Linked DNA regions of Homo sapiens: region 2 is linked to region 1. Evidence: read pairs that join two places in POLR2A ChIA-PET (ENCODE). Cell type or tissue: PC-3. All regions are shown on one strand. Links, peaks and the distances in the headings refer to the core of each region. The heading gives the core; the rest is flanking DNA. Region 1 has its middle 120 kb from the start of LINC00524. Region 2 holds the start of LOC107984697 (a long non-coding RNA gene).

Region 1 (10,998 bases), core at 1,208-9,207:
GCATTCATGCCATTGAAGTCCAGAATGAGAGGAGAAAGAAGGTGGGGCTGGAAAAGTAATTGAAGAAGGAATGGCCGAAAATTTCCCAAATTGGCAAAAGACATAAACCCACTGTATTAGTCTGTTCTCACACTGCTAATAAAGACATACCCAAGACTGGGTAATTATAAAGGAAAGAGGGCCAGGCGCAGTGGCTCATGCCTGTAATCCCAGAACTCTGGGAGGCCGAAGTGGATGGATCACGAGGTCAGGAGTTCAAGACCAGCCTGGCCAAGATGATGAAACCCCGTCTCTACTAAAAATACAAAAATTAGCCGAGTGTGGTGGTGGGCACCTGTAATCCCAGCTACTCAGGAGGCTGAGGCAGAATTGCTTGAACCCAGGAGGCGGAAGTTGCAGTGAGCCAAGATTTTACCACTGCACTCCAGTCTGGGTGACAGAGTGAGACTCCAACTCAAAAAAAAAAAAAAAAAAAAAAAAAAAAGGTTTAATTGACTCACAGTTCCACATGGCTGGGGAGGCCTCACAATCATGGTGGAAGGCAAATGGAGAGCAAAGTCACATCTTACATGGCAGCAAGCAAGAGAGCTTGTGCAGGGGAACTCCCATTTATAAAACCATCAGATCTCGTGAGATGTGTTCACTACCACAAGGACAGTATGGGGGAAAGTGGCCCCATGATTCAGTTATCTCCACCTGGCCCTGCCCTTGACACCTGGTGATTATTACAATGCAAGGTGAGATGTGGGTGGGGAAACAGCCAAATCATACCACCTACATATTTAAAAAGCTGAGTGTATCTCAAACATGGATAAACCCAAATAAGTTCATACTAAGACACATTAAACTCCTCAATACTAAAGACAATTCAAAAAATAAATAAAATCTTTAAAGCTGGGAGAGAGAAACAGCACTTAACTTACAGAGGAAAACAATTAAAATGACAATGAATTTTATGTTCGAAACCATGGAGGCCAGAATGAGGTGACAAAGCATTTTTTCAAGTCCTGAAAGAAAAGAATTGCCAACCCAGAATTCTGTATCAAGAGAAAATATTCTTCAGTAATTAAGAAATCAGAGAATTCTGAGATGAAGAAAAACTAAGAATTTGCCACCAGCCGCCCTACCCTAAAGAATGGTTAAAGGAAGTTTTCTAAGCATAAAGGAAATGATTAAAATAAAGGAATCCTGGAACACCAGGAAAGAAGGATTCACAACAAAGAGAGAAACAATATAATTAAATACAGTATACTTTCCTCCTCCCCTTGAGTTTTTAAAGTCATGTTTGACAGTTGAAGCAAAAATTATAATGCTGTCTGATCTCAATGTATGTAGAAGAGATATTTAAGACAACTATATTATAAACTAGAAAGAGTAGAGATGTAGAGAGGGGTGATTTTTTAAAACTTCACTTGAACTAGTAAAATGGCACCAGTAGACTGTGATCAGTTATAGATGCACAGCCGGGTGCTGCTAATGATGGAAATGCATTCTGAGAAATGTGTCATTAGGTGACTTTGTCATTGTGAGAACATCCTGGAGTGCACTTACACAAACCTAGACGGTGGAGCCTGCTACAAGAAGTGATACTGTGCTGAATACTGTAGGCAACTGTAATACAATGGGATCTGTGTATCTAAACAGAGAAAAGGAACAGTAGAAATACAGTGTAAAAGATAAAAAAGAGGACACCTGTAAAGGGCGCTTGCCATAAATGGAGCTTGCAGGACTGGAAGTTCCTCTAGGTGAGCCAGTGAGAGAGTGGGGAGTGAACATGAAGGCCTAAGACATCCCTGTATGCTGCTGTGGACTTCACAAATACTGCACACTCAGGCTATGCTAATTTTACTACAATGATTTTTCTTTCTTGAATAATAAATTAACCTTAGCTTACTGTAACATTTTTCTTTATAAACGTTCCAATATTCTTGACTTTTTGACTCTTTTGTAATAACATTCGGCTTAAAACACAAGCACATCGTATAGTTGTACGAAAATATATTCTTCCTTTATATCCTTATTCTGTAAGCGTTTTGTTCTATTATTATGATTATTTGCTTTTTAAACTTTTTTCTTAAAAACTAAGACAGAAACACACACATTAGCCTAACCCTACACAGGGTCAGGATCATCAGTATTGCTATCTTCCACCTCCCATCTTACCTCACTGGAAGGTCTTCAGGGACAGTGAAACAAATGGAGGCTGGGTGCAGTGGCTCAGGCTTGTAATCCAGCACTTTGGGAGGCCGAGGTTAGCAGATCACTTGAGGTCAGGAGTTCGAGACCAGCCTAGCCAACATGGTGAAACCCTGTCTCTACTAAGAAAACAAAAATTAGCCAGGCATGGTGGTGCACACCTATAGTCCCAGCTGCTTGGGAAACTGAGGCACGAGACTCGCTTGAACCCTGGAGGCAGAGGTTGCAGTGAGCCAAAATCATGTTACTACACTCCAGCCTGGCCACAGAGCAAGACTCCATCTCAAAACAAAAAACAAATGGAGCTGTCATCTCCCATGATAACAATGCCTTCTTCTGGGTACCTCCTGAAACACCTGCCTGAGGCTATAGTTAACTGATTTTTTAATAAGTAGAAGGAGTACACTCTCAAATAACAGTAGAAGTGTAGTATATTGAATCCATAAACCAGCAACAGAGTTGTTTATTATCATGATCAGGTATTAGGAACTGTTCATAATTGTATGTACTAGACTTTTCTATGACTGGCAGCACAGTAGGTTTGTTTACATCAGCATCACCACGAATGGGTGAGTTGTGCCTTGCGCTATGACAGCTATGATGTCGCTAGGTGATAGACATTTCTCAGCTTCATTATGGGACCACCATGGTCAATGCAGTCCACTGACGGCTGAAATGTCATTTTGCAGTGCATGACTGTATATATAACACAGAAAATCTGTAAGATACGTAAGACTTGGAAAGCATTACCAAATAACCACACTTAACACATAGAGAACAATCTACCCAGTGACAGTAAAATGTGCTTTTCTTTCCAAGCACAACTGCAACATTCTCCAAGATAGGTCATGTTGTCAGGCATTAGAAAAATTCTGAATAAACTTAAAATAATTGAAATAATCTGAAGTATCTTCTCTGACCACAACAGAGTTAATTAGAAGTCGACTACTGAAGGAAATCAGAGAAGTGTTCATATATTTGGGAATTAAACATCACTTTTAAATAATGCATGGGTCAAGAAAGAAATTAATTGAAAAGTATATTGAACAAAATGAAAATGAAAACATGACATTAAATTGATGTGATAAAGCAAAGGCAATATTTACAGTGAAATTTTAGCTATGCCACTTGACTTCAATACTTATTATGAAGGTGCATAAAACAGACAATTTGGTATTGGGATAAAGGTAGGCAAATAAAGCAATGCAATGGAAGGGGAAAAATTCTTAAACAGACCCATACATATGTGTGGATTGTCTTTTAATGAAGGTCCCAAGGCAATTTAATGAAGGAATAGATAATGTCTTTAACAAATGCTGAAACAATGAGATGTTCATATGCAAAAAAAGAGAATAATGTAGCTCAAGCTTTGCCTCATACCTTATTACTTCAAATGAACCACAGACTTAAATAAAAGAGCTAAATGATAAAAATTCTAGGAGAAAATATAGAAGAAAAACTCTGTGACCTTGGATTAAGAAGAGACTTCTTACATAGGATGGAAAAAGTACAACCTATTTAGAAAAAGATAAACTGGATTTCATTAAAATTAAAACTTTTGCTTCTCAAAAGTCATTGTTAGGGAAATGAAAAGGAAAGCCACAGACTGAGAGAAAATATTTGCCAAACACATATTTGAAAACAGACTTGTAGCCAGACTAAACAATCTTTACACTGCAACTATAAGACAAACAACCTCATTAAAAATGGGCAGAACATTTAAATGAATACTTCACAAAGTAAGATATACAGATGGCCAGTGAGCACTTGAAAAGATGCTAATGCCATTTTTAATTAGGACAGGCAAATTAAAACCACAGTGAAGTTACCCCACTACACACCCACTAAAATGGCTGAAATGAAGTTTGACAACATTAAGTGTTGACAAGGATGGGGGAACAACTAGAACTTTCACATATTCCTGGTAGCAGTGCAAAATTACACAGGCACTTTGGACAACAGTCTCGTCCTTTTTTTTAAAGTTACACACTTACCATATGATCCATAAATTCTGTTCTGAGGTATTTGTCCAAGAGAACTGAAAACGTGTTTGCAAAAAGACTTATACGTGAATGTTCACAGTAGTCTTATTCATAATCAACAAAAACTGGAAACAACTCAAATGTTTGTTGAAGTGAATTAAAAAATTGAAGTGTAACCATACAATAGCTATCACTCTGCAATGAAAATGAATATATTTCTAATACATGCAACAAAATGGATGAAGCTGAAAACCAGTACACTAAATGAAAGAGGTCAGACAGAAAACACTAAAACCTATGCACTTCATGATTCCAATTATATGAAGTTCTCAAAAAAGTCAAAACTGTAGTGACTAAATTCAAATCAGCCATTGCTGGGGTTCAGGGGTTGAGAAGGGACTGATTTCCAAAGGACAAGAGACAAATTTGGGGGCCAACAGAAAGGTTCTATATCACAATCGCGATGGTGTTTACATGAATACATATTTTTCAAAATGTATATTATTGAATTAGACCCTTAAATAGGGAATTTTACTGTGTGTGAACTATATTAGGTCGGTGCACAAGTAACTGCAGTTCTTGGCGTTACTTTTAATGGCAAAACCTTCAATTACTTTTGCACCAATCTGATATTTTAAGAAAGGCAACAAAAACAGTTCCTAGCTGCTTTCAGTCTTGGTTTCTCACTCAAACCTTTCAGCCCGATAGGACTTCACTTTTTAGGTGAGCTCAATTCCTCCTGTGCCCCAAGGACTGGGAGCGCCCTCCCCAGAAAATCTGGTTGAATTGAAAAAATACAGGACTCAGACAGTAGGTTTTTTTTCCATCCCTCCGGGGTCACATGCCTTCTGATTTCTTCTTGCCTTTGGTTGCACAGCAGTGCCATAAAGCAGTTGCTTTTTCAGTTGGTCCAGAGTTTGTAATTGTTATTGGCAGAAGGCTGGTCTGATACAATCTACTCTGCCATTCCTAGAACCCAAAAGTTTGTTCTCTTATTTTTTTATTTTTATCTTTTTTATTTTTTTGAGATTTGTTGCCCAGGTTGTAGTGCAATGGTGCGATCTTGGCTCACTGCAACTTTCGCCTCCCAGGTTCAAGTGATTCTCCTGCCTCAGCCTTCCGGGTAACTCAGACTACAGGCACGCGCCACCACATCCAGCTAATTTTTGTATTTTTAGTAGAGACGGGGTTTCACCATGTCAGCCAGGCTGGTCTCAAACTCCTAACCTCGTGATCCACCCACCTTGGCTTCCCACAGTGCTGGGATTACAGGCGTGAGCCAGGGCACCTGGCCCTCTAATGTCTTTTTATATTTACTGTTCTCTTCTACTACTCTATAGTATCTCTTTTTTGACCAACATTATATTTTCCAACTTTAAATTCTATTTTGGGAGATGTTTAACAAATTGTTACCTTAGATTTATTTTGATTCCTGTATGCCTGCAATATATATTTTTGTGTCTTTATTTTCAACCTTTAGACATTCTTTTATTTTAAGCACATCTCTTGGAAACAATTTATTGTTGAAACTCTTTTTTAAAAATCCACTGCAAAAGTCTCTTTCTTTTAATTGATTCAACCAATTTACACTCACTGTAATTACTGTCATAATTAGTTTTATTTCAGCGGTTTTATTCCATTTTTTTTCTATTTAACTTTCATTTTGTATTCTCTTTTCTTTTCCCACCTTGCATTAGAAAGACGGAAAGGTTTTTCGCTGATAGAAATGTATACATTCTATTTTTGTTTCAATGCAGTTGTAGTTACATTATTATGACCTCAAATTAAGCTTAGCTCACTATCCACAGTTTCACTCCATAGCCCCTCCTGAAATCACATGGGTATCATTTAGAGTTTTAGTTTGAGAGTCTTACAGGTTTGTGTTTTGGCTTTGTTTTGGTTCGGTTCTTGCCTCGAAATGTTAATACTGAGTATCAACTTGATTGGATTGAAGGATGCAAAGTATTGTTCCTGGGTGTGTATATGAGGGTGTTGCCAAAGGAGTTAACATTTGAGTCAGTGGACTGGGGAGGTAGACCACCCTCAGTCTGGGTGGGCCCATCTAATCAGCTGCTAATGGAATGTGGAAAGGCTAGACTGGCTGAGTCTTCCAGCTTCCTCTTACTCCCATCCTGCCCTCAAACATCGGGCTCCCAAGCTCTTCGGCTTTTGGACTCTTGGACTCACCAGGGGCTCTTGGACTTTCAGCCACAGACCAAAGGCTGCACTGTTGGATTCCCTACTTTTGAGGTTTGGGGACTTGGACTGGCTTCCTTGCTCCCTACCTTGCAGACAGCCTACGGTGGGACTTCACCTTGTGATCATGTGAGTCAATTCTCCTAATAAACCCCCCTTCATATATTCATCTATCCTATGAGTCCTATCCTTCTAGAGAACCCTGACTAATCCATGCCTGTTTAGGTAACTGTACATTTTACTGAATTAAATTCCTCTCCTTTACCTCTGTGTTCTAGCATCCTACTGGCTTTAAGTCTCTTCTGCTCTGAGTGACATTTTCCCACGTAGCAGGACCCAACCACCTTCAGTTGCCTCAGAGACTTCACAAGGCTGGCCAGGCCTGTCCCCCTCCCTCCCTCCCTCTTCCTCGGCATCACCAGGTGTGGTTCAGGGCAGGGGGCCAGCAGCCGCCAATTGTTCACCATCTTGTCAGGAAGCAGAAGTCGTGCAGCCCCTTCCTGTTGGTGACGGGCAAGCGCTCCATCACCCCAATCAATGTGCATTCACTGATGCCCAGTCTATGCCAAGCTCTGAGCTGGGCTGCAGGCACATGGTCGAGAGTGACACAACTCCATTACCTTCTAGTGGGGCAGATGGGCACACAGTAATGCACGATAATAACTAAATATGACAATCGTGAGTCACGGAGGCAAGAACACAGCAGAAAAGTGCAGCTGACCTGCGGGGGAGGACACCAAGAGAGAGTGGGGTGAGGCAGTAGTTCAGCTGCACCTTCCAGGATGAGGAGCGAGTCCAGGAGAGAAGGGCGGCATCGGGAAGGTGGGAGGGCAGTGCGTCCGTGAGGATGGCCACTGGAGGATGGAGAGAAAGGGGAAGAGCAGAGGGAGGGGAGCCTGGGCAGACCGCAAAGGGCTTTCAGCAGGGGCGGCAGGAACCCTGGTGCAGTTCTCTGGAGAGCTGATCTGATGGGGGTCTATTTCTGGAAACTGGCTCTTGCTTCTGGGTGGCTGGGGAGGCCCCTGGAGGCCATGGTTTTGAGCTCTGCCACTTTGGTTTAGAACGAACATCCATGAACGTGTACTAAATGGAAGCACCGAGCGTCTCCCCATTGCCAACATAAGGGGGCTGGACAACTTCTGGTTCCTGACAAGATGGTGAACAATTGTGGGCTGCTGGCTCCCTGCCCTGAACCAAACCTAGAGATGCCACGGAAGAGAGACGGAGGTGGACGGGCCTGGCCAGCTTTGAGGGGAGCAGTGGTGAGCCCTGACGTGGGACCCTGTGATCCTGAAGTCCAGGAGGAGCCCGGCTGGTCCTGGAACCCACCCGCCCACCTCTGGGTCCTCCACACACCTCACTGCCTCCTGTGTGGGCATCCCTGGGCCCTGGTCACTCAGCTACTGGAGGCCGAGGGCAGGGGAGTGGCGGGGTGTGGGCCGGGTTAGAGCAGACAGGTCCATGTTCCTGCACGGAATTTGTTCTGGTGTGAAAGTCAGAGGGAAGCATGCTGTTGTGGCAGGGGTTCAGATCAACAAGGGGAGTGAAAACGGAGAAGGCGGCCAGGCCACGCAAAGCACAGGCTGTAAAAAGACGAGCTCCCTGCCCAGCCGACTAAACAGGGCTATGGGGAGGAGACGCCTCCAGGAGTAAACAATACAAGGTCTCCTACCTGTGCGACAGGACGAGATGGAAAACACATTCGATGATGAAAGCCTGTTTAAAAGGCACAAGGCAAAACAAATAAATTAACTTAGTATGTTCTGAAACAATTACAACAATACCCACTGCCCTCACCCCACCCCCACCCCCAGCTCTGACTAGAGGTCCTCCTTCTGGCTTGAACCCAGGGGTCTTGGCAACATTTGAAATGGCCTCAGAGTACAGTGCATGCCTTTGGACTGAACCGGACTAAGCCCGACTGGACATGGTCTCCATCAGCTCGCACATCTGGCTGCCTTCCCCGAATCCTCTCTTGTGCCTAAATACAGAATAGGGACAAGCTCTCTCTGCCCAGCAGGCTGCTGCCCCGAGGTCTGTGTGGGGTTGCGCCTGCTGGAAATGGTGCCAATGTCATGGGCATGGTAGGGACTGGGTGTTCGCTGTAACACCCCCGACTCATGCTGATCTCTACCGGGTCTTGTCTCCTTTTTCAAAAAACCAGCCCATTTCTAATGTCTCCCCGCCCCACCGCACCAGTCTTTCCAAATGTCCAAGAGGACACATAAGAGATCTGCTCTGTTAGTGGTGAGAGTCCTCTTGCTGCCTCAGCAGAACCCAGCAAGCTCATGTGCGCTCTTCCAGGATCAGTTTAGATGCCAGCCCCTCTGGGAAGCTATGGTGGGCAAAATCATGTCCCCCCAAAGATGTCTGCATCCTGATCCCTGGAACCTGTGGCTATGTTGCTTGTAGGTCAAGGGGTGGAGTTAAGGTTGCTGATGGAATTAAGGTCACTAATCAGCTGACCTTAAAATAGGGGGATTATCCTGGATTACCCTAGTGGGTCCCAGTGTCATCAGAGGGCCCCTAAATGTAAAAGAAGGAGGCAGGAGGGGATGTGAGAAGGACTCAAACCCTCAGACTCAGCAGCCACCCTGAAGATGAAGGAAGAGGCCACGAGCCAAGGGACGCAGCCCTGACTGGCTGTGTGCTCCTTGCTCAGGGCAGGGCTGGTGGCTAGTCACTGTGTCCCCAGCTCTGCGGCAGACACATACAGAATCTCCCTGCTTAATGATGAGTGAAGAAATGATAAAAAATTAGCAAAAACCAAAATGATGGTACCTGCAGACATTCTTCTGGTCCAGAGCATCCCATTTTCTTTGTGGAGGATAGCCCCAGCCTCCCAGTTTCTCTCCTAAAGGCATTGCTACCTCATAGTTCACTTCAACCCTCCCGAGCTGGCTTCTGGACTCAGCCTTCCCCCAGCCTGGACTAGGCGCCCCCTCACCAGCTCCAGGAACATCCCCGGCATGCCTGAAGCACATCTGCTCCCAGCAATGTCCACTCCGAATCCCAGCCTCCATGTCCCTGGCATCCCACATTGATGAATGGAGGCCTGTGAAGCTTTGCTGAGCAGAGTTACCTGAGGCAAGGAGATGGCCAGGAACAGTCAAGCACTCTGCTGGTGTGCGCGGGAAGTAGGGCAGGTTTGATGCTATTACATTTGCATGCTCTGTCCTTATTTTCTCTTCACTTTCCCTGCGTGTGCCTGTTTTTGCTGAATTAATGAAAAGAGTATGTTCCTGTTTCTGCTGAATTAATGAAAAGGGCGTGTGCCTGAGCTTGCCTCTCATGCAGGACACCCTACAGTGTACTGAGACTCTATTCACGTGGCTCCCTCCTTGGAGCCAGGCTGGAGCTTGGAGTGGACACGGGGTCCCCAGGAGTCAGTGGTGGGGACAAGAAGCATAATTCAGGGGCCCAGGGTGCTCCCCTGGGAAGGGCGCTGACTGGTGTGGCCCCCACTGCTGGAGGGATGCCCCACCCTGAAGCCCTCTTCTGCTCCCCTGGAGAGGAGGTGGAAGCCTCACGTATGACAGGAACAACCATTCCTGTTACTGTATCCTAGAAGAGTCAGCACCACTCTTTCACACTGCAGGAGGAGCCGCTGTGAGTCTGCGGTGGGAGACGGCAGAACAGACTCCTAAATCAAGTGCAGCAAGCTCCCCGAGGACCCTGTCGCTTGAGATCAAAGTCTGGACAATAATTACACAACATGGAGCGTCGCTTGCTTCCGGCCCCTTTCTGAGCCTCTCCTCTGTCCACAGCCACCCACAGCAGCTCTCCAGCTATGGCCACCCCCAGTAGCAGGAAGGAATGTCGGTGATTACCCAATTCTGATTTCAAGGCCAGCTCCCAATTCATTCATGCTGAAGATGGGCCTTGGCCTCTCTGCCTCTTCCCTCCCCCTGGTGGACTCGGCCTTGACTCTTCAATGATTTACTGCCAGACCCAAACAGCAGCGCAAAAATTGGACAGTGGCATTCCCCACTTTCCCTTGCTCAGACCCCAGACCCTGAAATTGACAGACCCTCCAAGGAATGGCAGGGAGGTCTCGGGACCCACAGAGTAGGTGTGGGGCAGGTGCAAGATCCTCCCAACAGCAAGTGGAGGTTCTGGCTGACACAGCAAACCCAGGCCCCCAGAGTGGCGTCAGCAGGGAGGCAGGACACATCTCTGAGCAGAGCAGTGAACTGTCCGTGAGGAACAGCCATGAAAGGACCACCTGCCCAGGATATCTTCTTCAGCAGGGCGAGAGGCAAACGTATCCTGGGAAACGCTGCAAGAACGGCCAGCGCCTTCACCAGAATTTTCTACTGGAAACTGCCGGAGGGATGGTGAAGATGAGGAGAAGGCCACAGCCAACTGCGGGCAAAAGAACAGCCAAACTCACACCGCGTCTTGTTTTTTATTTACCTATGCAGTTCCCAGGCCGAAAATTGCACAACCGCATCGCATCCCTTTACAGTTGAAACAGATTCCCTGACAGAGCGACGGTGGTAAACACACCTGCACTTTGCTCTTCGAATCACACCTAAGTTCATCAGCTGTGTCACAAAGAGGAAAGACAGCCTTGAACACTGCAGTTAATTTTTACGGAGTCACCTTGGGCAAACAGGGGACT
Region 2 (10,998 bases), core at 1,799-9,798, 82 kb after region 1:
AGGGTGCACTGAGGACCCGTTCTGCACACGTTTAAACGCAGGGTCGGATTTTAAACAGGATATCCAGCCGGAGACGAAGGTAACTGTTGTCTTGGTCACTGCTAAGAAGCACCTGATCGTGCAAGACATACCGCTCATGAGAAAGAAATGTTTTCAACTCTTTGTGGCACCCTGCTGGGACAGGCTCTGCCTGGTCATTCCATCCCAGGGGTGATTAACCATCCCAGTGTTAGGGCCTGGGACTTTGCTAATGTGCTTTCAGGTCAACCACAAACATATTTCTAAGATTTCTTAGCTAATGGTGCATTTGCGAGGTCATTCCAGGCTAAGACCAGGAGGATTAAAAGATCTGATTCCTTCCTGAGGCTCTTAGTTGTAAAGGACCAAAGAAGCCGTAAAACAAAGATTTATTCAGTTTCAGCCGGCCAGTTCAATGGCGCAGCCCCGTAAGACCAGGAAAAAAGAAACATCTGGCCAGAAAAGTACACTTGTTTACAAAAAAAAAAAAAAAAAAAAAAGGCTTTAAGACTCTTCTCCAGCCTCACCAAGTTCTTGGACTAAAATTAGGCTGAAAATTAAAAACAATGTCGAATCTGAAGAGTACAAGGCAAATACAGGCAGGAGAAAGAACATCTTGTTTCTTCCTTATCCAGCTGCCTCTGGCTGGGGGTCCCCCGAGCACCCCGGGGAGCCGCCCTGCCCTGGTAGGTAGCCCCCTCGGGGACCGCACAGCTGTGGTGCTCCCTGAACAGGTGACGGATGTGGCCTCTGCTCCAAGACCAAACCCTTTTGTGGGGGAGGGTGTTTTCTGCAGAGGATACTCAGAGAAGGGAGAGGGCCGTGTTTGGCTGCTCCTGATGATAAAACGCCACTCTCCAGAGCTCAATGTAAACAGCGGTAGTGCTGCTGGCACTAAGATACTGAGGCGGCCCGTGCTGGGGGATGGGGTGTTGAGGGACGGGTACATCTTGAGAGGCGTGGATGACAACTGTTTTGTAAGGAAGGAAGCCTGTGCTGGCAGTGAGGCTCTTGGCCTCAGTCGGGAAACTCAACTTCTTTTCCAGGCCTGCTATTGACTCACGGAGGACATGCAGGCCAAGCTCTCCTTGCTCAAGTTCCCCCTCCATCCCCCACCATGTATGCAATGGCAGGCGATGGGAATCACAGGACTCAGCCAGTGCCTTCCGATCTCCCTGGGATGCTAAAGGGATTAATGGGTCAAGGTTGGAAGATGCTTTGAACTTCTTGGCACGGAGCTGCCTCCAGTACAGTAATTAATAAACCTCCCCAAAGAGGTGGATTAGGGTCACAAGTCACCCAGAGGCTCAGGGAATAGAGCCGGCCAGGCTTCGTGGCTGGGTCGCAGGAGCGGATGGGGAAGGACACGGCATCTGAAGTCTGCACCCTGTGTGCAGGCAGCCGTGGTGCCAACAGATGTCCTTGGGTTCCTGGGCTGTGCCTGTTAACAGCCCAGACTTACACCTGTGAAAAAAGCAGAAATGAAATCCTGACCCCAGAGCAGAGCAGAGGCAGCCGCCCGACGTCACCCCAGTTAACGGTGAAGCAACATTCGTGGGAGTTGGAGATGACATTTCTAATGGCAAAGAAGGTGCTGACCAGACGTTTAACCACGAGTAACACTGTCCCTCTGCCGTCTTCAGCGTGGGCCTGGAAATCTTTGACAAACCTTGAGCAATCGGGACCTGGGGGTTCCCACATCCCATCAGAAGGATGACATTTCTGGAAACCTTGTACCGGGGGATACCAAGTGGAGAAGATCATTAACTGGGGCATAAACAAGTCCCTGAAAGTCTCCTCAGCATGTTTTCCTCCTCTGTAGGGTGGTGGGGCTGGACTAAGCGTGGTGCTCCTGAACCACCCAGGCATATGTCGCTTACCCCTCTCCATGGTGGCAGCGCCTGCTTGTGGACGGTGACCTTTCTGCTGTCCTCCAGAGCCTGCAAAGCTGTTGGGAACTTGTAAGTCCTGATACCTTGCTGGCCTTGAGGAGGTCAGCCATCACAGATAAGCAGAATGAGGCATGACGTGAGCCGGGCTTGTCTGTGACTAGGTCCACACGGTGCTCCAAGACTGTTCCTGCCCACACATTTCCAGCGCTTCCACGTTTTTCCCAGGGCATCTCAAAATTCCACTCCTGTGCCACCGTTCATTCAGGCAGGGACACAGAAGCTGTACTCCCTCCACCTGAGGCTGTCTAACCATGGGCTGGCCTGGCAACTGGCACCTGGGACCTGATGCTGTGCTCTCTGCACCCTGGTTTGCACCGAACACATCTATCCAGCGAGTCTTGGGCTTTGGTTCCTCAGGGAGCCTTTTCAGATGAACCTCAGCCACGGTCTCATCGACAAATCCCTCCTAAAACCCTCTACCGTTACAAAAGGGGCTACTCCAAAAGGGGCTGTGGCCTTTGGTCCACAAAGTTCATGCCCACCCATAAGGCATACCCAGCATGCAACTCCCCCTCCTCACGGCCACCCCATCCATGGCTCTGAGAGGTTCCTCGCCCTGCCCCAACCAAAATGTGTTCACATGCATAGAAAGAGCATCCAACGAGGATTTCTGATTTGTCCTAAATATCTGGGTGTGTCCTGCCCCCTTATGATATTACAGTCGGTGGGTGCTACCCTTCAGCTGCATCTGGGGGCACAGGCATCACTAAGGTTGGGGTCTCACTGCACACTCTATGCACATCAGCACCAAGTTTGGCCCATTAATCCCCCACACCCTGTGAGGTAGACATCATCACCCCCATCTAACTTAGGGACCCTGAGGCTCAGAAAAGCTACCCAAAGTCTCCCAGCCATACATGTCCAGAGTCTGGACATGAACCCCTCCTTATAACCCGAGGGCACACCCTTGCCACCGGCCACCTTCTCCCCGACCTGCCAGTGAGATGGCAATGTCTGCCCCTCAGGTTCCTCCAGCAGGCCCACAGTGCTCACTCCACCCCTCACATCCTGACCACTGCCTTGGCCTCCCGCGGCCTCCACTCTGCTCCGCACTCACACACGCAACCCCGCTGACCCTCGGCACCCCATCTCCTCCTGAGACTCACATATTAGCTTCTCACAGGACGGCTCCTGTGGTTGCTCCTCATGACCTCATGTGTCCCACATCCAGGCCTGGGGCACTCACCAGCTCCTGTAGCCTCCATCTCTGGGCAGGACGGTGCCATCTGCCTGGTCACCAGAACTTGCTACCTCGGTGCCACCTTTCCCTACCCACTTCTCCCAGCCCACCCCATCCGCCATGTCCACACCCATGTGATCTCCAAGCCTGCCCCCTCTGCCTCTTACCATCCCCAATCCGTCTTCTCCTTTCCATCCCAGCTTCTCACAGGAATGACCATTTCCCGCTCCCCTACCCTGCCCCCAGGCCAGTGCCAGAGCAGTCCATCTCAAATGCTGTATCTGCATCCTCTAGTAGGCACCCGACCCAGGACCAGGAGCACAGCAGTTGGCCAGCACTGAATGAATGAGGGCATCTGCTGAGTGAATCACCACGTTTTCTCCTCCCAACACCCAGTGGCTGTATGACTGTCCATACCCACCAACAGCACACAAGGTTCCCTTTCCTCCACATCCTCACCAACACTTGCTGTCTTTCATCTTTTTGATAAGCCATTCGAACAGGGCAGGTGATGTCTCACTGTGGTTTTAATTTGCATTTCCCTGATGGTTTGTGATGACAAGCATTTTTTTTTTTCATAGATCTGTTCACCACTTGGATGTCTTCTTTTGAGAAATATCACTTAACATGTGGAGTCTAAAAAGAGTCCTAGAAGTAGAAAGCAGAATGGCGGTTACCAGGGGCTGGGAGATGGGGCAAGGGGAGAAGGTCAAAGGATACAAGATCTCAGTTAGATAAGACATATAGGTTTCAGTGATCTATCGCACAGAATGCTGACTAGAATAAATACTAATGCATTGTATATTTCCGAATTGCTAAAAGAGAAGATTTGAAATGTTTTCACCACAAAAGAAGATCGGTATGTGAGGTGAAAGATTATTGATTAGCTTGATTGAAACATTTCACAATGTAAACATATATCAAAACATCAGATTGTACCTCATAAATATATAATATATACAGTTATTATGTGTCAATTACCAAAACTAACCAACAGCTGCGTTGCCCTGAAGGCGGGGCCTGGATCCTCAGTGTGGCCTCAGGTACCCCCGTGACCTGGCACCTGTCTCCCTCACCCTCCCCTCCACAGATGCTGCCTCGGGCCCCCCCAGATTTCCCCGTCTACTGTCTACCTCACACACCACGCTGCGCACGCAGCTCCTCTGCCTGGGGCCCATCCTCACCTCCCTGTTGCTGTCCATCATCCTTCATGCCCAAGAGTCCTCCCCACCCCCACCCCTGCTGTGGTCAGTTTTGTGGACCTTCCTGAAGGATCGCTCCTCCCCTGTACCGACCTTGCCAAGCAGGTCCACACTGCACACTGCCTGGGACCCGGGCTAGGGACCTGCAGACTGGAGGCCCTCGAGGGTGTGCGGGCGTCCAGGTCCCCGCCTGCCTTCCCAGCAAACGGCTAGTGAGATATAGCCCAGGGACAAAAAGCAGAATCCCTGCCCCCAGCATCCCACAGGCCCTGGGAAGGCCCTCACTGCAGGTCTCCGAGCTGGAGCAGGGCTTTCTGCCTTGGCTGGCTGGAGGGCCAACAAGTGCCCTTCCTTTGAAATCACTTTGTTTATGTGTGTTAAAGGCCAATGTTCTCCAGTTATCTCTAAGCAGTTTCCATCTTACAATGAATTACTGCTCTCAAATGGAAAGGCCGGGGGAGTGCCAGCGTAGCCCAAACGCGGCCCAAATCGCTTTGCCCTCTGAACTGCTTGTTTCAGTGTTGGCCTCAGCAGCCTCCTCTGCCAGGTCTGCGCGCTGCAAAGTTCATTTCTAACGTTGTGATGCTTTGGAGAGCCACAGACAGCTGCTCCGCCTGGCTCCTGCCCTGGGCTCCGGGGGCTGGGCCTGACCGTTCTAACTAAGTGAGTGTGGCCGAGATCGCCTCATTGGCGCCTTTCTCACTCATCTGTATTTTCTCCAGTCCTTTCCAGATGCATTTGCCACGGCCCTGTACAAGGGTTGGAAGGGGAGAGGGAGCCATAAATCATCTGCCCCACAGTCCTTATGAAAATATTAAAAATGCTCAAAATAGGTGTGGGCGGAGGCCAGTGAGCGGCAGGGCCAGCCCAGGGCAGCGTCACGAATAGGAGCTTCCCAGGCCGAATCGGAGCTCCCCGAAGGCTCCATCCTCGTAAATCAGCCTGGCCTCCGCTTCTCGCTGGCACTTCCCGCTCCGGCTTGCACGAGGGTGAGGGGGCTGCTGCTGGCCGGGTGGGATAGGGGCCTGGCTTAGCCTGGCCGGACACCCGAGGCCACAGACCCAGGCAACCCCACACCCCACGCACAGTCCGGGGATTACGCAACCTCGTCTTGATGTGACCAGAGAACACCATGTACAGGCAAAGCCCAGCCCCTCGGGCCCGCAGAAGACAAATAGCAGGGAGGAAGGAGCATAGGTGCTGCCCCGGGCAGGTCCGATTTTCCACCATGGGCCTCGGCTGCCGGCGAGTGGCCATGCTGGGGGGCTCGGCCCCGCACGTATATGGGGTGCTGGCAGGAGCTCCACGTGCTCTGAGACATCCCCCCTGGGTCTTGTCAGACTTCATCAGGGTGAGGCGGCTGGTGGGGGAGGATGAGAAGAAAGGACTTGAGGGTGGGGATTTGTGCCTGATTCCCACTTAATCGGGATAAGCTGCTTGGAGAAAATGGGCTGTTATAATCTCTCCTTTCATGTCTGGCCAGGAATGTTGCTACTCTACGCAGAGGGCGGCATCCAGGCTCCTAAGCCAGCTCAAGAGAGCCCAGGGGTCAGCTGTCCCAACATGACTCCGGCCATGGCTGGGGAAGGTCTCTGCCAGGAGAAATGGTACAAGTGGAATAAACAAGGAGGCAGCCTGCAGAAACAGGCCTGCACCACACCAGCCGCCAGGAGCTCTGTCTGCATTCCTGGAGTCGGAAGCCACCAAGAGGCAGGGCCCGGGCTTCAAGACAACGGCTCCTTACCCTCCGCATCCTAGACTCTCCTCCTCACACAGCACAGAGGCGTTTGAGCTACCTGGGACCAGCAGGTAGCTGTGCCTGCCAGCCCTCAGGGCCCTGACACAAACCCCAGCCAGCAATGTGCCTCTTTTGTAAGAGGGGACTTCCCAAAGAGCCTCCCATCCCTTCAGTCCTGATGCCTAGTCATGCCAAGATCCCAGGACGAGGGGGGTGCGGAGGCTGTTTGGAGTCTGTGTGACAACCCAAGCGTGACCCCCAGAATTGCAGCTGAGTGGCTGTGTGACAACCCAAGCGTGACCCCCAGAATTGCAGCTGAGTGGCTGTGTGACAACCCAAGCGTGATCCCCAGAATTGCAGCTGAGTGGCTGTGTGACAACCCAAGCGTGATCCCCAGAATTGCAGCTGAGTGGCTGTGTGACCCTGGCACGTGGCTGATGTCCTCATCTCATGTGGCAGGACGAGTAGATGCACACACGGTTGAAAGTTGGTCATTTCAAGGCCAGGGGCAGTGGCTCACACCTGTAATCCTAGCACTTTGGGAGGCCGAGGCGGGTAGATCACCTTAGGTCAGGAGCTCAAGACCAGCCTGGCCAACATGGCGAAACCCCATCTCTACTAAAAATACAAAAATTAGCCAGGTACAGTGGCAGGCACCTATAATTCCAGCTACTCAGGAGGCTGAGGCATGAGAATGGCTTGAACCAGCGAGGCGGAGGTTGCAGTGAGCTGAGATCACGCCACTGCACTCCAGCCTGGGCGACAGAGTGAGACTTCATCTCAAAAAAAAAAAGTTGGTCATTTCAGAAAGAGTGGACTACAGATCAAATCCAGTAGAGTTCCCCCCTCTAGACCTCACCTAAGTCAAATTTGCAGACACAGAGGGCGATTGGTGTCTCTCAGGAGCAGAGGGAGGGGAGGATGAGTTAATGTTAACAGAGAGAGTGTCAGTTTGGGAAGACGAAACATTCTGGAGATGCGTGGTGGAACGTATGTGTACTTAACGCCACTGTACTGTACACTGAGAATGGGCAAAATGGTAAATCCCATGTTAGATATATTGCACCACAACAAAAAACTCAAAACAAAGAAAGGGTGGACTACACTTATATATAAACACGACCTTGTTTGCAGAATTTAATTCATAATATATATAAACTGTGTAAAAATTGCATAAACATATTTAAAGTTTTAAACATAACAAAAACAATAACAAAGATTGAGAAGCTGGGTGGTGTCGGGGCGAGTCTGAGCCAAACCTCGTCTTTTCTAGTGTGTTTTGTTGGGGGGTACACAAATGGGTTTAAACAGCTAAATCAGCACCCAGGACAAATATTTCAATTAGCGCTATGGGAGAAACTCATCAGAAGAATTGAGCCCAGAGTGGCGTGGGGCTGGAGTAGGGTGGGAGAACTGGCGTCACCCCTTATACCTTCCTGCAGTATATAGCTAACATTTGATGATTACTAAATCATGTCTGCACATCACTTCACAATAACTTCAAACAGCTGCGATTCAATCACCCATGAAACGAGCTAAAACTTTCTCCAACAGAGACTTTAAAATCTTCAGGCAACTAACTTCTCTTCCAGGTGTTCCTGGTCTTGGCTTCCTGAGTTTGAACCTACAGATGTTTCTGACTTGAACTGGGTCCCCCACCGGGTTTGCAGCCTCAGGGGAACGGAGGACACAGTTTCCTTATCCCTCTGGGTGCCTTGTGTCCTCACCCTCTCCACCTCGCCATCCCTCTCCCCTCCGCATCGACTCCTCCTCACTCTCCAAGACACAGCTCTTGGGGAAGGAGGGCTGTAGCCCCAGCAGGATCCAGTCCCCTGGCTCCAGCCCCAGCAGGAGAAGCCCTGGGGAAGTGCAAAGGCAAACAGGAGTTTGCACACACACAGCCTAGGGAGCACAAGGCAGCCCCCGCTGCTGGGAGCCAGGAGGATGGAGGCCAGCCTCAGAGGATGAAAGCAGAGGTGTGGAGAAGAAGAGCGGGTGAGGGGAGGGCTCCGGGAGCTGATGGAAAGAGAGCCTGCTCCTGTGGCTCTCCAGACCCTCCCTTGCCCAACCCCCCTCCTCCTCCTTCCAGCCCCTACCTCCCCCTCCGCACTGCCTCCATGGGCACAGCAGGCATGCGATTAATATGCACAGCCAACTGAGGCCTGTGGCACCGTCCTGTGTCTCTGTGACTGGACAGTTGCCATCACACTGGACGCGGGGCGGTCCACGCTGCTGTGGGGCCTGCTTAGTGTGTGCCCACGGAGGGTCAGGGCATCTGTCCAAATCCGTCTCACACTGTGCCCTGGGTTCCACGTGGAGGGCGAGCGGGTTTCTCCAGCACCCCTCGTGCACATCAGTGTTCTGTGCTGATCCCTGCTGGGCAGTTTTATGCCCCGGTTGCCATTGGGTGGGCACGTGGCTGTCCTTAGTGTAGCAATGACTCTGAATTCTTCGGTACGATCACAGGAGCCATACACAGCTTCCTGCCCACAGGGAGCTCCTGGACATGGGGAGGCAGACGCCAAGGCAGCAGGCATGGCCCAGTAAACAGAGGGAAGTGACGGGGCTGGGCATGAACACAGGCGGAATTTGGGAAGCCTCTGTGACGATGCACTTTTAGTGGTCAGTGTCCCTCTGCTGCGCCCCTTGGTCAAATATCTAATGACGTGCACATGCATAGGGCATGAAATCATAAAACCAGACAGGGCTGTGGGATGCCCATATACAAGCCAACTTCCTTTCTTCACAAATAAGCTCAACACATGTGCTCAGAATGCTTATGTGGCCCGGCCCCAGGTAGAAAGCTGGTGAGGACCACGGCCTTAGACACACATTTACATATAAACCACTGTGTGCGGAGACAGGCTCTTCTCTTCTCTATTTTCCCTGAGGCAGGGACTGGGACCCTTAATTATACGTAAGAAAAATGGAAGGTGCAGGCACCGCCCTTGCTTACCTCTGTCCTAAGGGCTGGTGTGGGGAGCAGCACTCACCCCACTGCCTGCCTCCCTCCTGGGCCTTCGGTGCCCAGCAGTTGTTCCAGTTGAGAACCAGAAACATTTTGTCACACAAACACCACATGGTCCCCTGTCTTAATCCGTTCCTACTGCTGTAACAAAACATCTTGGGATGGGTGATTTCTAAATCATTGGTATTTATTTATCACCATTCTGGAGACTGCAAAGTCCAAGATGAAGGCACTGGCAGAGGCAGCATCTGGAGGGGCTTGCTCTCTGCTTCCGAGGTGGCGCTTGTCCCAGGTCCTCACGGACGAAGGGGCGGAAGAGACAATCAGGCTCCCTGGAGCCGTTTCATAAGGGTACTGATGCCATTCGTGAGAGTGGAGCCCTGAGGACCTAATCACTTTCTAAAGGCCCCATCTCGTAAGACTATTGCATTGGGGATTAAGTTTCAACATGAATTTTGGAGAGACACAAACATTCTAGCCATAGCACCCTCTAAACTCAGAGTTGGGTGCCTCTAATTTTCCTTACAGCAAGCATTGCCTGTGGACACTTACCAAGTGGCCAGCTGGCCAGAGAACTCATGCGCCAGCCAAGAAGGTCCGTGAAGAGGGCCTCGTGAACCCCCAGGGAACAGCCGCCAATGGCAAGACTTTTTCTGCATCCCCGCCCGGTGGACTCTGTCAGGCCTCACCCTCCTCACCCTCTGGCTTCATGCTGTTCCCTGGCAGTGGTGTTTTTTTGTTGTTGCATTCTTTCTTCCCAGCATTTAAGGATGAATTAAATTCTTTTCCTTTTTTTCCTGATGCAAAATAATAACAACCCAGAAAGGAAAAAAAAAATCCAGCTGATGAAAACTCCTGATGTGTCTAATAAATCTTTTCAAAGCATATTTGGAATTGGCCAGTCCAGTCGGGCACAGGACATGCTGCATTGGGGTGAGCGGCGGCCAGGCCGAGAGAAGGTGGCCCGTGGCGTGGCTGGGCCCGGAGTCCAGTTCTGCCACTTAGATCCGTATGGCCTTAAGCACACCCCTTATGTTTTGGGATCTCAGTTTTCCTCACTTGTAAAATGGAAATACCCATGGCCACCTCCCAGGCGGTGGTGAGGATGAAACACCCCGTGCATTGTAGGCCTCCGTTATAATCACAACCTCTGCCCGCTAGTAAGTCCCAGTGAATGAGGCCACCAAAGCATCCTCAAAGCCTGGAATTAAGAATGCGTCAGAGATGACCTGCAGGGCATGTACTTGTATCCCTGATTTGCAAATAACTCAACTGCGCCTCAAAGAGGTTCAGAAACAAGCCCAAGGCCACAAAATCAGAGAGTCTGAAACCACAGCCTCCTGCTTGGAAGCCAGCAATCTTTCCACGTCAGCTCGTCCTCGCCACCACATGAATTTCCTTTCTCCATAAGCCTTAAAGGAGCAGGAAAGGACTCACCGGGATGCCATTTCTTCCTCCTTCATCGCCCTCTCCCAGACCTCATCCAGAACCACACCAGGCTTCCTGCGGCCACTCTGAGAAGGACCAGGGCTCCCGGGGATGCTAGGGAGGAAGGCACCCAGCACTGGTTTCCTTTCTCCATCTCCAAGGTCACAACACTGGCCATGCCCTCTGCCAGCAACCCGGTCCCTGGCAGGTGTTGAGAAACAGGCGCTCTTGGTTGGGAGAAGCCAGGGAAGGGGCCTCCAGGCCCCAGCCTAGCACATACCAGGCGTTTCTCTTCATTCTCACTGCCGCCTGGGGCCGCGTGGCTGAGACTGTGCCCTCGCGTAGGGTTCCCATTTGGGCATTAGCTTCAGGGAGCACAGGACCAGGGCAAAATATTCAGCTTCTCTGTGCCTTGGTTTCTTCATAAAATGGGAATAAGGTAAGACCAGCCTTCTACAGTCTTGTAAAGGTTAAAGAATGATGCACACTGCTGGGTCCAAGACCTAAATCAG

The links. Peaks named below come from ENCODE experiments on the same cell type or tissue, not always from the same donor. Only the 100,000 strongest peaks of a DNase experiment are listed, where the experiment ranks them.
Region 2: POLR2A ChIA-PET joins it to region 1 with 15 read pairs; 4 of 35 experiments call an interaction of 5 or more read pairs at or near these places.

The regions. Positions count from the first base shown.
Region 1 is chr14:101,278,550-101,289,547 of GRCh38, forward strand. No RefSeq gene overlaps it. Among named protein-coding and RNA genes, the nearest start is that of LINC00524, 120 kb to the right of the region's middle. RefSeq lists an enhancer at 10,193-10,728. In PC-3, for the core only: no CTCF peak of the experiment used is centred there; no DNase peak of the experiment used is centred there.
Region 2 is chr14:101,359,727-101,370,724 of GRCh38, forward strand. LOC107984697 (a long non-coding RNA gene) reads right to left here and starts at 4,667. Exons shown (of 5, transcript XR_001750892.2): 1 at 4,446-4,667; 2 at 3,610-3,798. In PC-3, for the core only: no CTCF peak of the experiment used is centred there; no DNase peak of the experiment used is centred there.